Linked DNA regions of Homo sapiens: region 2 is linked to region 1. The links are chromatin contacts, found by Hi-C or POLR2A ChIA-PET in ENCODE. All regions are on one chromosome and are shown on one strand. Each heading gives the region's core, a stretch centred on a gene start or an enhancer-like site at or near the end of the contact. The rest is flanking DNA. Distances are from core to core; before and after follow the strand shown. Region 1 holds the start of LRRC31 (leucine rich repeat containing 31). Region 2 holds the start of SAMD7 (sterile alpha motif domain containing 7).

The links. A loop is a pair of places that touch in the nucleus more often than their neighbours do. ChIA-PET counts read pairs that join two places held with the same protein, here RNA polymerase II (POLR2A). Pooled maps may share reads with other maps.
Region 2: a loop to region 1 is called in a map of PC-3, with 3 times the contacts of the local background. The contact joins the promoter of SAMD7 here to the promoter of LRRC31 in region 1. A Hi-C loop is called at or near these places in 6 of 168 maps with a recorded cell type or tissue (CD14-positive monocyte, Caco-2, MCF 10A and 3 more), 9 of 37 single-sample maps with no recorded cell type and 5 of 50 pooled maps. POLR2A ChIA-PET finds 5 or more read pairs at or near these places in 7 of 52 experiments (A673, BJ, H1 and 4 more).

The regions. Positions count from the first base shown.
Region 1 is chr3:169,867,716-169,871,606 of GRCh38, forward strand. LRRC31 (leucine rich repeat containing 31) reads right to left here and starts at 2,220. Exons shown (of 9, transcript NM_024727.4): 1 at 1,918-2,220. The coding sequence starts at 2,092.
Region 2 is chr3:169,909,750-169,913,235 of GRCh38, forward strand. It overlaps SAMD7 (sterile alpha motif domain containing 7), which reads left to right and starts at 1,823. Exons shown (of 9, transcript NM_001304366.2): 1 at 1,823-2,072.

The DNA.
Region 1 (3,891 bases), core at 970-3,469:
TTTTTGCATATGCTTAAAATGTTTTTAAAATGCTTTTAATCTAATAGATAATATATTGATGACATTGCACATAACACATAACTTTAGAGAGAGATTTGACAATATTTATTTTCATAACCCTTGAATTTGCAATCCCTGTTCTGGAAATTTATACTTTAAAAATAGCTGAAATATGGTGAAACAGGGAATGGGAAAGAAAGAAAGCCAAAGATACTCACCGAAGGACAAACAAGGAACTCACTGAGTAATTAAGACATATGAATGTGATGGAATATTATGCAACCATGAAAATTATGCATATGAGCATCATGTAGCAATGTGGGAATTGAGCAATATAATAATATGTTCTAGAAGTAGGATCACAGCTCCACATAAACTCAGGAGGAATCTGTAAGCTATTACAACTGTGGAAAAGATGCCAATCTGGCCCCAGCGACCTCTCTGACTTGTCTTCCACTACCCCTTCCTCTCCATGTCTCCCATCCTGCTTTAGCATCCCTGACTTCCTGACTCTCTCTCAAGCACTCTAGGCTCAGTCGTATCTAAAGCCTTTGCATGTACAGTCTCTTTGCCTGGAAAGCTATTTGCACAAATACCTAAGTGGCTCGCTTTATTCATTCATTCAGCAAAGCTGATTTTATTCAGATTGCTGCTCAAATGCCTCCAAATCGAAGACTTCTTTCCTCCACCCCCATCTAAATAGCACCCCATCCCATCATTCTTTGTCTCCTTAGCCTGCATTATTTTTCTTCATATCACTTATCACCACCTGAAGTTATATCTGCATTTGGTCCTTTTCATGGCTGTATTTCTAACACTTAGAGCAGGGGTTACTACATAGCAAGCACTCAATAAAGATTTATTGACTGCTGACTGACAGAACATAAATGCATGCATATGAAAAGAAAAGACTGAAAAGAATCTTAAAGAAATGATCGTTTGTGTTATAATGAAAGGAAATTCAGTATTTTCCCTACATTTTTCTGTAGTGTTATATTGCTTTTAACAATTTAAAAGTAAAATTATGAATCATTTAAAGCATGTAAGTAACATAATAAATGATTAGCACAGAGACTCATAGTTGAGTCTTTAGTCTCAAAAGTCTTAAAGTCTTTAGTTTAACCCATAAGATCACTTTAGAAGAAAACTCTAAAAAATAAAGAAACATAGAGGCTGGGAAGGGTGTGTGTGTTGTTGGTGGGGGAGGTGTGGATGGTTAATGGGTACAGAAAAAATAGAATATATAAGATCTACTGTTTGATAGCACAACAGGGTGACTATATTTATCCTTTGTTTACAAACAACCCGTTGTGCTCTTTTAGTTATTTTTAAATGTGCAATAATTTATTGCACATTTAAAAATAACTAAAAGAGGCCTGGTGTGATGGCTTACACCTGTAATCCCAGCAGTTTGGGAGGCCAAGGCAGGAAAATCACCTGAGGTCAGGAATTCGAGACCACCCTGGCCAATGCAGTGAAACCCCATCTCTACTAAAAACACAAAAATTAGCTGGGCATGGTGGTGCGCATCTGTAATCCCAGCTACTCGGGAGGCTGAGGCAGGAGAATCGCTTGAACCCGGGAGGCAGAGGTTACTATGAGCTGAGATCACGCCATTGCACTCCAGCCTGGGTGACAAGAGTGAAACTCTGTCTCAAAATAAATAAATAAATAAATAAAACTAAAGGTATAATGGGATTGTTTGTAACACAAAGGATAAATGCTTGAGGGGATGGATACCCCATTCTCCACAATATGATTATTAGGCATTGCATGCCTGTATTGAAACATCTCATATACCCCATAAATATATACACCTACTATGTACCCACAAAAATTAAAAATAAAAATATTTTAAATGTGGAAGTAAAAACAAAACAAATACAACAGCAAAAACACCAGCAGCCAGCAGCTTACCAGTCTCTGAGGTGGCTGTCTTCTGTATCCAGTCGCTGGGTTGGGAATCACTTGTTTTAAGGTCATTGTCCTCTTTTCTGCTTTCAGCATTGGAGCCCCTGAGAAATTTGTTGACAGTTGAAGTCTGGGGCTTAGTTTCTCCTTCTGAGGAAGTTTTCTTCCTTGTTTGACTCATGGTGAAGTTGATGGGGGTAGTTCCCAATAAGACATCTTCCTGTTGCTTTCTGTTTTCTAGGATTTCTAAGAAGAAAAGAAGATTCTGTCAAGCCTGTGTTCAATCAAAATATCCTCCCCTACATGACTGCCCCCCACTCCCTGCCGCACCACCTTTCTTTTTCTGTTTTTTTATTGCTGTTAATGTTTAACATGAAAATAAGAATGATGTAACCCAGGATCCAGAAGCCAATACAAACTCAAAGCAATTTGAGTTTTTAACTTTGCCCTATTTCATTGTGTGAGATACAAGTCATTAAGCATGACTTTGGCAAGCACATCAAGTGTGTCAACACATCTTAAATTACAGCTGTCAATTAGTTACCTGAAGACTTAATATGCCTTTAAAAGGGACTGGCCATTTGCAAAGCTGTCCCCAGAGGAGTTTGCCTTCAGCGACCTCTGCCTTCTGGTGACCCCCACCTCCTTCCTTTGCACATAAGCTCCTTTTTCTCTTTGCATATTCATATTTTCTCTACCCCCAACCCTGCACCACCACCCCACTGAAACATGTTGGCAGTAAAGAATTCATTCATTCCATAAATAGTTTTAAAGAATCTACTGTGGGCCAGTTAATGTTCTAAATGCAAAAGATTCAATGACGAACAAGAGACAGTTCTTGTCTTTGATGGGATCTTAACCTGGTGGGAAGATGGACCTGTATGCCATTGATTGAGTGGGACAAGAGCCAAGAGATGGGAGGTGGTCAGGGAACCCACAGTAAACTAAGCATGCCTTGGAGAACAGACTTGGAACAGTGAGTGACATTGCCTGGGTTTTGAAGGACTGCGAGTTAGCTTTTTAAGAGAGGGAAGAGTATCCCAGGCAGAAGAAAGGGTAAGCTCAAGAGCTCCCAGGCAGGAACGGCTGGAAGAGCCTAGCATTGGAGGTGGGGATGTGGGTCAGGGGGTGTGGAGGTTAGGGGTGAGGTCTGGTATGAATTGAAGCTAAAAAGGATTCGTAAAGGTCAATCTATTATCTCTCCTGAAATTTGCTTATATTTTATGGGAGGGCTAAGGACTTAAACTAAAGGGATACACAGAAGTGTTTTGTTTTGTTTTGACATAGAGATGGATTTTCACCATGTTGGCCAGGCTCGTCTTGAATTTCTGGCCTCAAGTGATCCGCCCACCTCGACCTCCCAAAGTGCTGGGCTTAAAGGTGTGAACCATCATGCCCAGCAGAAGTATTCTTGAAATTACAGTTTTCATAGTCTCCTCTCTAATAAAATAGCTCTTTCTGTAACATTATGTTCCAGAATGGTCCAAGAAACATTTTACACAGGGAATCCTAAAAATGGACCTTGCAGAGCCCACCTCCACTCGTGAGGGCTGGAATGTTCCATGCACTTGGAGCACTGCTTTGGAAGTCACAATTGGACATTCCATTTTTCTTTTAAAATCTTCCTTTCATATTAGAGCAGGGCCCAGCCCTGGTTTACCCAGCAACAGACAGCAGTGGAACTAAACAATTACTCCATGCACAGCAGCACAGCTGACTAGAGTCTCAGGGGGTTAGGTGGAAAAGAAGAAGGAAAGGGGCGCTAACTCATAAATCTAAACATGACCTGCAGCCCTGGCTGCCTCACCCTGATTCCACCATCACCCCAGGCCTTTCTCAATTTGCTACTCTTCTGGCCCCCCACCCAGGACACCTCCATGGTCATTTTCAGCCAATTTCACCATTTGGAGATTTAGACAGGGCTATTCTCTGGGGAGCTAGCTCAGTAAATGGTTTCACTTTTTTATCCTCCCCCCAAAT
Region 2 (3,486 bases), core at 573-3,072, 42 kb after region 1:
CATTCTGGCTAACACGGTGAAACCCCGTCTCTACTAAAAATACAAAAAAAAAAAAATTAGCTGGGCATGGTGGCGGGCGCCTGTAGTCCCAGCTACTCAGGAGGCTGAGGCAGGAGAATGGCGTGAACCCGGGAGGTGGAGCTTGCAGTGAGCTGAGATCACGCCACAGCACTCCAGCCTGGGTGACAGAGTGAGACTCTGTCTCAAAAAAACAAACAAACAACAACAACAAAAAAAAACAAAAACTGTATGCATAAATATTATAAATGCTAATAATTTATGAGACACTTCAAAATGCATATACAACACAAGAAAGACAGTTTAGTAAAAATTAGGGCAAAGGGAAAATAATGTTAGGAAAAATAAGATGAAGCCATAGATCATTTCTGGTTTTAAAATGCATGTCTAGGCTGGGCATGGTGGCTCACGCCTATAATCCCAGTACATTGGGAGGCCGAGGTGGGTGGATTGCTAGAGTCCAGGAGTTCAAGACCAGCCTAGGCAACATGGCGAAAGCCTGTCTCTACAAAAAAATACAGAAAAAAAATTAGCCAGGCATGCGGTCGTGCACCAGTGGTCCCAGCTACTTGGAGGCTACGGTGGGAGGATTGCTTGAGTCTGGGGACATAGAGGCTACAGTGAGCCATGATTGTGCCACTGCACTCTAGCCTGGGTGGCAGAGCAAGAACTTGTCTCAAAAATAAATAAATAAAAATATAATAAAATGCATGCCTAAAGGCAGGTCCTGAACTTCCTACTAACCAACACAAAGAATGCAACACACTAGTTACGTGATTCCTGAGGTTTTATTTTGGCCTTATTTTTCAGAACAACAACAACAACAATAACAACAACAAAACAATTGTCCCTAGTACTACAAGCTGAGAAAAATTCCTCCCATGGATCCTCAACAGAGGACTCTGTGCAATATAGTTACCTAACATAATGGCTAATGTTTAGTGAGAACTATTCAAGCATTTTGTCTACCTTGTTGCCTTCCCTTTCCCAAGAAGGGCTCTTCTGAGATGAGGAAACTAAGGCTCAGAGAAGTTCAGTAACTTGGCCAGGCCATACAGCTAATGAGTGGTGGTGCTGAGGCTTATTGAGTCTGTTGGTCATCTAAGTCCCTGCTGTTGACCACTGCTTTATGAACAATAACCCTGGAATAAATACAGTCAGTTCCACATGCTATTTCTTATAATGAGTTCAACAGCCAATGATAAAAATGTGTGTCAACAAAGGAGCAGGTTACCTTCAAACTGGAAGCCTAAAGCATTACTTGAAACACAACTTAAATTTCTTATATTCAATTCTTATTTTGTACTTCCTACTAGTAAATTACTAGGAATCAAAAAATATGGATGTTCTTTTTCAAGCTATAAATGTTTCTCTAGCAAATATAACAGGTCACATTTTCAAAATTCCGTGTTTTCCCTCTTATATAGATCACAGCTCTCACACAGATGATAAAGGGTTTTCTCACTGCCTGTGAGAATTAAAGTACAGTTGTCCATTATAGAAGCTTCTTTTTAAAATAGACTGCCATCTTTCATCAAATGTTTCAGCTCTGTGGAAAATAACTTAGGTTTTTTCCTACTCGCAAAAGAAATGTTTCCACTTGAAACCTGTTGGAAATATGGAATAGGCTATATAGTTCCATCAAAGAAAAGCTTATTACTTATTTGCATAGTATATTTCTTTTGTGTCAAGTTGAACAGTGGTATTAAGTGAATGCCCACAAAGCATCTTAAAGGCTAAGGAAGGATTACACTAAAGGCTAAGCTCTGAGACAGGTTTATGCACCTTGCAGGGCACTTTCCTTGGGCTTAACATCTTTTAGCCTATCTGTAGAGGATATCAGAGGGCAAAGTTTCTGTCATGAAATAGGACTAATCAACTTAGTTGAATTTGTATTTAAAGCAAGGTTAAACTGAATTAAGACCATTTTTGAAAGAATTGTCAGATGTACCTTTCAACCCGCAGCCAGAGAAGCTTCTGCAGTTGAAGGCCAGAAAGTCTTTGTATGGTTCTTCCATCTGCAATATCAAAGACAAGAAGTCTTCATAGAGGATGTAAGTATGTAACTCTACACATTGATTAGCCCAAAATTGAGGCCAGTTACTCTGAGTAAAATGTTTCACATATAAAATAAAAGGACATCTTTATCTTAAAGGAAATGCTTAGGTTTATGTGTAGACTTTACTGGCTATTACTAACAGTATGTGAGCTAATAAATTCCTACTTGACTGAAGTTACTAACGAGTAAAGATGATATACCACTCCTACCAAATAAACACTGCCTGGTCTTAGTTTTTGGAGTTTTTTAAGTGAAAGTAAAATGAAGTTTATTTAAGATAAAGTCAGTTCAAAGTTGTATGTAAATTTACTGTAGTTTTATTATCTTCAAACAGATGAAGTACCTACCTCTATGTATTACTGCTGTTTATTTACTATATATTATTATTTTAATGGCCCCCCATTACTATAGATATCTATATTCCAAAAATTGTCATGATGTATGAACCATGAAATGTCAGAGTAGAAAATTTCAGAAAAACATTGAGGAACAATCAATGATAATCATGAAATAAAATCTATATTGATATTCCTTAATTCATTCTTTAAGACTATCTAACTAAAACACCTACTATTCAGTTCCATTATATGAGTACTGCTAGAATTTCACTTTAGTCTCTACAGATTTATATATAATGGACTTTGCTTCACAATCTTTTGAAGAAAGTGAACATAATTTATACAAACTGTAGTTGCACATAAATTATATTGAGTCCAGTAGAAATTACATAATTTTGACTTCTTTAATGATGTCAAAGGTTTACCTTTTTCTTTACAATACTTGTAATTGTGCCTAGAACCTGACATTTCAAGAAGACATGGATAGGTCTAATGAAAATGAGCTTCCAGAGTAAAAAGAAATAAGAAGTGACAGCAGCCAGCACGTAACCCACTGTCTTCAATGCTTTCCAGGGTATGTGCTATGGTGAAATGCAGTTAGAAAAGTCCTAAAGCTTATGCCTTTAGGAAAAGTGAAATACATTTTAGCAGCACTGCCAAGTGCTTCGGTATGAACTGTCTTTCTAAAGTTCTCCTCCGTCCTTGGCAGAGATGGGAAGGGGAGCAAGATATGGAGGGACCCAGGAGAAGGCCTATTTGGGTTGTGCTCAGAGAGAGTTGGAGGAGATGGACTACAAAGGCCTCTGCAAAACATAAGTAGGAGGAATTACTTTGGAGTTGTTGGGGTACTGCCTAAGAGAAGGCCAAGAAAACTCGCAAGAAGCCAGGCCTGAATTGTAAAAATTGCTCTCATTTTAATTTAAGAATTTACATCTATTTATCTTACATTTATTTATCTCAGAACTGTGGAAACATTTAATTCTACTGATCTACTTTTCACATACAAAAACTTACCAGATACAGCAGTTACTTAAAAATTAATTCATTTTAATGTATGTAATCAGAAAACAT